Linked DNA regions of Mus musculus: region 2 is linked to region 1. A link is a contact called in ENCODE Hi-C or POLR2A ChIA-PET data. All regions are on one chromosome and are shown on one strand. Each heading gives the region's core, a stretch centred on a gene start or an enhancer-like site at or near the end of the contact. The rest is flanking DNA. Distances are from core to core; before and after follow the strand shown.

What was found. Hi-C counts contacts between places; a loop is a spot of excess contacts on that map. ChIA-PET counts read pairs that join two places held with the same protein, here RNA polymerase II (POLR2A).
Region 2: a map of gastrocnemius shows a loop between it and region 1 (1.8-fold over the local background). The contact joins two enhancer-like sites. A Hi-C loop is called at or near these places in 2 of 37 maps with a recorded cell type or tissue (both gastrocnemius). POLR2A ChIA-PET finds 5 or more read pairs at or near these places in 1 of 5 experiments (embryonic stem cell).

Annotation. Positions count from the first base shown.
Region 1 is chr17:30,213,536-30,217,678 of GRCm38, reverse strand. It overlaps Btbd9 (BTB (POZ) domain containing 9), which reads left to right. Exons shown (of 11, transcript NM_027060.1): 11 at 1-2,155. Among named protein-coding and RNA genes, the nearest start is that of Zfand3, 210 kb to the right of the region's middle. Within about 2 kb of position 1,823, at least 1 of the 3 ENCODE cell types and tissues checked has a DNase peak (open chromatin) inside an H3K27ac peak, as active enhancers do.
Region 2 is chr17:30,253,721-30,257,863 of GRCm38, reverse strand. The region is part of intron 9 of Btbd9 (BTB (POZ) domain containing 9); the gene reads left to right. Among named protein-coding and RNA genes, the nearest start is that of Zfand3, 250 kb to the right of the region's middle. Within about 2 kb of position 1,745, at least 1 of the 3 ENCODE cell types and tissues checked has a DNase peak (open chromatin) inside an H3K27ac peak, as active enhancers do.

The DNA of each region.
Region 1 (4,143 bases), core at 574-3,073:
TAGGCTCAGAGTTTCCTAAGCCCTTGGTACTACTTCTGATCTTGGAGGGGCTGCAAGCCCATGGTAGATGTGGGTCCTTCTCAATGGCTCTTCCAGCTGTCACTTTTCCAGTCTTATTAAATGAAGTGTTGATTCCTGACAAATACAAGTGTTTCATTCCTAGAAGCATTGGGAAAAGAAATTCTTTTCTGCAGGAGATGGACGTGTTTGTTAGACTGATTTCTTGCCTCCCCACCAATGAGTTTTGAATTGTGCAAGGAAAAAAATTGCTTAGTAGTTAAGCCGTCTCCAGCAATTGTCAGAGCTCTGAGCACACAGCTGACCAGTCAATCTCCTGCCCTAACTCAGAAGTAACAGAATCGCAATCACAGCCTCTGCAGACCACGGGGGGATGGGGTGAAATCTGTGTCAAAAGTGGGGCCTGGCGTGCAGAGGCTCCTTGGCAGTGACCTGGCTCTGTCCTGCCCAGGACTGCAGGCCTCCCCCTGCATAGAAACACGGGTCAGAGCAGGTCTGTGCCTCCTAGGAGGTCCCCCATTAAGCACCTTGCCTCCTGTGTGGCGCATGGTGTTTTGGAGCAGTGCTGAGGTGCTGGCACCGTGGGCACTGGGCAAGCTCTGGTTATTTTGCAGCATGGTCATTGGCTTCATCCTGACAACAGCCTCAGGAAGAGGTGGGTGCTCATTAGGCACTACAATACCCTATGCCACCAGGTGGGACGCCCCATACTCAGGGTTCTGGGGTCTCCAGAAGAGGAAAGTGGCTGAGGTAGCCATGGGCTGCTGGAGGGCACCCAACTCTCCCCCGGATGAGGGCCTGGGCATCCCTGGCACTGGGTGAGTGAGAGGCCTTTGAGTCTGTGTGGGCAGCACTTTGCTTCCGTAGGGCAGGGAAGGAGCCCATCCCCCAACCCCTCCAGTGTCTGTTCCTCTCTGTCCCATCTCTCATCCTTCACGTTGAAAGATGCACAGGACTACTTGTTCCAGAGTAAGCTTTCGGTCTAGCAGAGGCTGCGTGTCGCCTCTCTGGCACACCACTCCTGACCTGGGTCTGGGGCACTGGTCCTCTGTTGTCCCCACCCAAACCCTATTTCCAGTCTCTGGGGCTAGAAGCCAAACTGAGTGGGGCTTCTGGAAAGACAGGTCCACCCTCAGCCCCCAGCCAAGGCCACAATGTCCCCTGTAATTTACGATGAATGTCCTCTCAGGACTTGCCATGTGGAGTATTTACAGCCCTAGGCAGTTAGGTGGAGTGGTGGCCTAGGGCCACACAGCTTATCCCTGCCATTTATCTCCAGCCTCTCAGTCTTCCCAAGGGCTAAGGATGTCATCTCTGAAAGCCAGTGGCAGTGGAGGTGCAAAGCGGGGGGTCCCAGCCCATTGTGGGAAATCCCAGTGCAGGGCCTCTAAGTGGGTTCCATCTCTGAGCCCCAGGGGTCAGAGCTGCCCTGGAGATATATCTGAGGCTTCCCCTACAAGCTCCGAGGACTGCTTCAGGCCTATGTTCCACCCTCCTATTGTAGCTTGACATGGTGACAGTACTGGTGTTGACAGTCACAGAAATAATCCCTCTAAAAGCAGCTTCAGGCCATAGTTGTGCGAGAATGGAGGGACTCTCAGCCAGGATTACTGGGGATTGGGAACCCAGGCTCGGGCAGCTCTGGGTTTCAGGATGGCCTTCTAAAAGTGACCTTCTAGGACACCACGTGAGCCCGAGAGAGAGCCAGGAAGTTCCTTGTCAGACTGGCTTGGGGCTGATGTCCTCAAGTGGCATTTCCACACCCATCCCCAGCACCCAGAATGGTAACTGTCCTGGGGTGCCTTTGCAGTGAAAGCAGGTGATGGCTCCCCATGGGTGGTGATGCACAGTGCCTGTGAGCTGCTCTGACCAAACCTGTGTAGACTGGATCTTCCAGAGATAAGTAGTCAGTTCCCCTCCATTTGTGGGCCTCTGAAGATTGTGAGTGCCCTCCCCCATGGTGTGGGTCATGCTCACCCTGGATATGGCTCCCTAAGGAAGCGTCCAGGGCAGTGTTTGCAATGTGTTCCTGAGGTGGTGTGGCATCTTTGTTTAGCAAGCTGTGTTGTGACCCTTAGTTCATGTGTGTACAAGGTCATGACGGGCTCACCATAGAAATAAAGCAGTGTCTTCGATACCCGAGTTTGTGCCTTCTGTTCTCCAAGCCTAGCCCCTGCAGGTTCCCCCCAGGGTTCCCAACCCTGTTTGCCATGGGGACTCTGTGGGCTCGATCCCCCACCATCAGCACACCAGCTGCCTGTGCAGAACTCATTTCCTGTATCATGAGGTCGGGGTGGCACCGGGGCCACACAGCCTGGCCCAGCAGCCCTTCTCTAGCCATCCCGTGGCTTGATACCATGTTGCCTGTCACTCTGAACATAGTAGGTTCACTTCCTTGTCATTCTGAGTGGACTCTATATCTTTGTGACAAGCTAGGAGCTGGCAACTGTGTGTCTTGCCTCCTCTCTCTACACTGCCACCACTCCGGGCACTGCCCCTGGGTCTTTTCTCCAGTCTGTGTGCTGGTGCCAAGGGTCACCTAGAATGCTTGCTGAACTGTGGATGAACACGGTCACAGCGCACCTCAATGTGAGTCAGGTGGATGTGTCCCCAGTCAGTGCATCCCTCAGGAGCCTGTGCTCAGGTATCATACTTCCTGTTCACCTCTCGGAAGATTGGCCTACAGCGAGTGCTAGGTGCACTCAGGTCCAGGCAGACTCCCACAGCAAAGCTCTGATTCCCCAAAGTGGGAGCCAGGGTCAGATCTGAGAAGAGACCAGCTGCATGATCAGACCTCCAGATGTCACTCTAGGGGACAAGAAGGGACCACCAGAAGGCTCTGAGTTCAATGGGGGATGCACCCTGCATCAGGATTTGTTGCTTGTAGCTCAGAGCAAAGACTGCCCAGGGGCCCCTGGATGAGCCAGAGGAAGGCCCCAGCAGATGCTATCACAAAGTGGTCCAGTTCCCATGGAGGGAAGAGAAAACTTTCCCCGGTTACTCATGCTCAGATGAGGACACTGCCCGCCTCCATATCAGCAGATGGAGTGTTCCAGTGTGCAGGAAATGATCAGTGCGTCTTGACAAGTTTCCGCCCAGACCCAGTTATCTGTAGGAGTGCAAGCTGCAGCTGCAGTCAGGCAAGGCATCCGTTTTGTTTCTGAAAGGTCACATCAACCTGAAAGCTCATCTACAGCAGAGGCCAAGAGCAGGTGAGTTGGTGTCCCCATGTCCCCACAGATTATAACCTCACGACCTGAGGAGAGTCGACCCTAGGCAGGCCAGGTTTCAGATGCCCAGAAAGGATGAAGCAGCAAGAGAGCTAAGCCCTGCACCAGATCAGCTGGAGCCAGGGCATTATGCTTACCTTAAACATCACATGCTATGGGAACGTTCAAATGCAGGGTTTGAAATGGCACCCTTGGTTGATTACTGTCTACCACATGTTGGGACATAGAACTCACCTGTGGTTGAGTTGGCTCGCCCCACCCTCATAGGCTCATATTTGAGGGTTAGGAAATCTGGCCTTGTTGGTGTATCACTGGGGGTGCACTTTGAGATTCCAAAAGCCCTTCCCAGTCCCAGACTCTACCTCTGACCGATGGATCAGGATGTAAGCTCTCAGCTACTTCTCTAGCACCATGCCTGTCTGACACCATGGCTGGACCTCTGAAACTATAAACAAGCCCCCAATTAAATGCTCTCTTTTAATTGCCTTAATCATGGTGTCTCTTTGAGCACAACCATGAGAAGCTGGTGTCAGGTTCTAGAGTATTGCTGTGACAGACTTGACCATGCTGAGCAGTGTGGATGGTCGCATCCCGATGGAGAGGACAGTTAGCAGCAAATGTCCACAGGCCATTATGTTTTGGCAGAATGCGGTGCTTATCCTGAAAATCTGCTTGAGACTATGTTGAAGAATTTTGGACTAATGTCACTAGCCTAGTACTGTCTGTCATGGTTATCAGAACTTAGGAAGCCCTCCAATGGAGAGAGTAAGCGGGACAGCCTATCACCCACCCACAGCCTGTCCTCAGCTCTCCGTCATACTCCACTGCCAAATCCGTGAGAGGAAGTTATCCATCTCTTATAGCTTCATGAGGTCACGAGGTATTTATCTCTATG
Region 2 (4,143 bases), core at 496-2,995, 40 kb before region 1:
CTGAAAAGCCCTGGCATACCATGGCTGCATAGATGTAGAGATACCCACAGACATGTGTGCTGCAAGTGTGTGTGTTTTATGTGTGTGTGTGTGTTAAGGAGGGGGAGAGACCTCTTGTCCCTTCCTCTCCTGAGCCCAAGCGGCAGAAGGGTCACAGCTCCACTCCCAGAGCAAAGCCACAACCTCAGAACAAAAGGACAGCCTGAGAAATACTAAACAGCTCTCCTCCTGGAAGTGATGGCTAAAACTGAGAGTCAGCTGGAACAGACACAGGTGCCAGAAGCACAAGGTCAGGAAAGCTGGCTCTGCAGAAGGGTCGTAGGCCCACCTTGTCCTTCTCTGCAGAAGGGTCGTAGGTCCACCTTGTCCTTCTCTGCAGAAGGGTCGTAGGCCCACCTTGTCCTTCTCTGCAGAAGGGTCGTAGGTCCACCTTGTTCTTCTCTGCAGAAGGGTCGTAGGTCCACCTTGTCCTTCTCTGCAGAAGGGTCGTAGGTCCACCTTGTCCTTCTCTGCAGAAGGGTCGTAGGTCCACCTTGTCCTTCTCTGCAGAAGGGTCGTAGGCCCACCTTGTCCTTCTCTGCAGAAAGGTCGTAGGTCCACCTTGTTCTTCTCTGCAGAAGGGTCGTAGGCCCACCTTGTCCTTCTCTGCAGAAGGGTCGTAGGCCCACCTTGTCCTTCTCTGCAGAAGGGTCGTAGGCCCACCTTGTCCTTCTCTGCAGAAGGGTCGTAGGCCCACCTTGTCCTTCTGAATCACAGGCACACCCTCAGGCCTGGCTGCTATCTCCTAATGAAATATTAACACCCAGTAGGTGTTGGATGTGCGTTAAAGACATCCTAGCATGTATATTTTTAGCCAGGACACAGTGGTATCAGTTAAAATAATTAGCCCGAGCCTGTAATCTCAAAGCCTTATCTCTCCACTCTTGCTTTTTTAGAAGGCAGATGTTTTAAAACTGATTTGAAAATCAAATTTGCCCTTCAGTGATTTCATTTGGAAGCAACAGAGAAGTAAACACTGTAAAGAAGGCTTCTGGGCACATTATGCATGCAAATGTGGCAGCCAGTCCTCCTGGAGAGGTGGGTGATGCTGGGGATGAATACAAAGGTCACCGACCCCTAGATTATGCTCCTCTGTCACTGGGTAGCAGCTCACACTTCATGCCTGCCAAAAGGAAGCAGAGAAAGGCTCCGGCCAGCGAAGATGATGCTGAGGCTGCTGAAAGTTCAGCCTTCCTTGAGCCCTGTCTTCACCCAGCCCTGTGTGCAGTACAGCAGGGACACTGTTCCTGTCAGGAAGTAAATACGTGCTAAGAAGTCTCTCTGATAGACTTGGAGGTCTGTCTGATCTCTCTTCAGGTTCAGCCCAGAAACACAGTGCTTCTCAACAGAGGCAGGCATGATTAGGAGCTGAAAGATACTATCATGAAAGTAAATGGACAGATACACTGAGGGTGTGTTGAGTAATTAGACTGCGGGTGCTGTGCTGTCTTTTTATGACATTGCAACATAGACTTTGTCACACTAATCGTAATTAGATACAGGTTATTGCTGTGGACGAGTACAAGGTGAGATTTACCCTGGCGCAAACTACATTCTTGCTCACTGTCCTCAAGAGTGAAAATCAGAGTCATCCTTCAGATCTGGAGAGATGAGATCTGTCACTAAGGAGACATTGACTACCCTGCCTAAAACTAGGATTACAAACTCAGTGGGCCAACCTCCTGGTTGGGCGGCTTCCAGAAGGTCATGAGCTTTCCCAGGCTGAGCCACAGTGGCCTCAGGGCAGGGTTGCTGAATAGGGCCAGCCAGCTGGGGCTTTGAGGGGAGGTCTGGCCTCTTTATGCGGTGTTAACCCATGTTCTAGAGAGGCTTGTTTCAGAAGGCCATGATAAATGAGCTGCACGTAGGAACCTCCAGGGAAGCCCTCTGTGTAGCTACAGTTCTCACCAGTGCTTTACCTCTTTCCTGGTTGAGAATCTTCATCACACACTTCTTGAGGAACGTGATAGGACCCTCTGTGGGCTCTTTCGGGTTCTCCCTTCCTTCCCAGCCTGAAGACACAGCTCTTCTGGGTGGAACATGTATCCGAGCCCATGTACACGAGCTAGCTCTCACTCCTGGTTAGAGCCATCGCTGAGGGCTCTGTCTAGGTGCCTGTAGTCATTCCCATTGACTGGAACACGGCCTTCTTCCCGAAAGCGGCTGAGCACCTGCCAGAAGTGAAGCAGTCGGATGCCACGGTCATGCTTGCTGCTGTGTTCAGGCTCAAGTTCTCAACTGGAATTCTGGAAAGTGGATTCTCTGTGCTGCTGGCCTCCCTAGGAAGTCTGTGGAAGTAACCTTCTCAGCAGCCATTCAAGGGGAAAATGGAATTTAACCAAAATCATATGTGATCTCTGGCTTTAAGAATCTAGCTGTTTAGCTTCACGGAAGACATGTTGGAAAGAATATAAAGACCTGGAGGCTGAGAGGGAGGGAGGCCTGGGCAGCACTGTCTTCAGGACTTGCACAGGAGCAGTGACTTCCCCCGCATAAGACCATCAGCACATACATGAGCCAGTGTGTGTGTGTGTGTGTGTGTGTGTGTGTGTGTGTGTGTGTGTGTGTTGGGGGGGCTTGTAAGGCAGCTGTGGTTGCACAGTCGTTACCTCAGTGGTGTAACCTCTGCTCGTGGGGGCAGCAGCCACTGTGCTCAGCAGACAACCTTAGTTAAATCCATTCGGCTAAGAGGGAAAGTCACGAAATAGCAAGGACCTTGTTGGGAAGGAGGACCCAGTGGCAGGGGATAAAGAGGTAATGACAGGCATATGTGCAAAGGACATTATATGTGGCATATAATGACAACTTTAAAAAAAAATACAACTCTTCAGGAAAGTAAGGCAGAGGGAGCTGAGGTTCACCGGCCTCCCATGTGGAAGACAGGTCTGCCTCCTCGTACATACTCATGGCCTTCGTCATCACGGCCTTACCCAGAGTGGAAACAGTTCAGAGATCCTGGATAAGTATGGCACACAAAGCATGCTATGCTGAGCACATATTACCTGCCAAGTAAATGGAATAAAGCACCCGTGTGTGCAGCACTACGGAGCTACAAAAGACCACCAGCTGCGTGACTTCCTGAACACAGAGCAAGCACCCAGAGTAAACCAGTAGAAGCACTGAGCTGAAACTCCAGTCCCACCCCCATCCCCCCCCACCCCACTCCCACCCCGTGTGGGCTTGTGAGGAACGCCCACCCGGTGACCGTCCTCAGGGTCCAGATTGCTTTCTGCAAGTATAAAGGTTAAGCTTCTGAAATTGATTGTGGGGATACTGACAACTAAGCCAAAACAAAGCCAGTATGTCTTTAAAGAGTGGGTGCCATTGTATGTGAGTCACATTGAAATGAGGTTCTTCCTCAGAGTGGAACGTGGCCCAGGGCTGTGGCTGCCCTGCAGACACCCTGTGCCAGGATGGCTCCATCAGTGGCAAGGCCAGCATCTCCTCCGTTCTGCTGTGAGGGCTGGATTGCAGCAGAGACCTGGGGCAGGAAGCATTGGCTCTTCCCTTCCTCCTGCTTTCTGCTCCTGCCTTTACTTCCTGTGATTTTCCCCTCCACGGTGTGGAGCAAAGGCTCCTCCTTAAACACCCCTCGCTGTCCACATTCAGATCCAGCACGCTCGCTGGGCTGCTTTAGAAAGGCAGGAAGGCAGAGCACCGGCCCCTGTGCCCTCCTGTCATGGAGCTGGCCCACTGCAGTCCCCTGGGAGAGTCTTCTCAGTGACACTTGGCACACGCACCACTGGGCTCCTGATGGGTATTCCAGCCCCCTTTTACAGCCCACTTTATGTGTTGGCCTGGAGGTCAGTGGTGTGAGCACCAACTGTAAAGAGACTCGTGGGCTGACAATGTAATGGTATTCTAAGTCAATAAAACTCAGATTTTAAAAGTCAGGGTGAGCCGCCCTTGATGTTACATTGGGCATAAATGTATATGAATGCAGGAGTTGAAGGCATTTGCATGACTTGGTTTGAGCAGCTGCTCTCTTAAGTGGTTCTTTTGATATGAAAGCTGCACCAGCAATGTCGGGGTCCCTCAAAGCGTGTGGTTATAAATAGCATGTCTGTGGAGCCCACATAATGCAGCTTTACTGCCAATTATTGT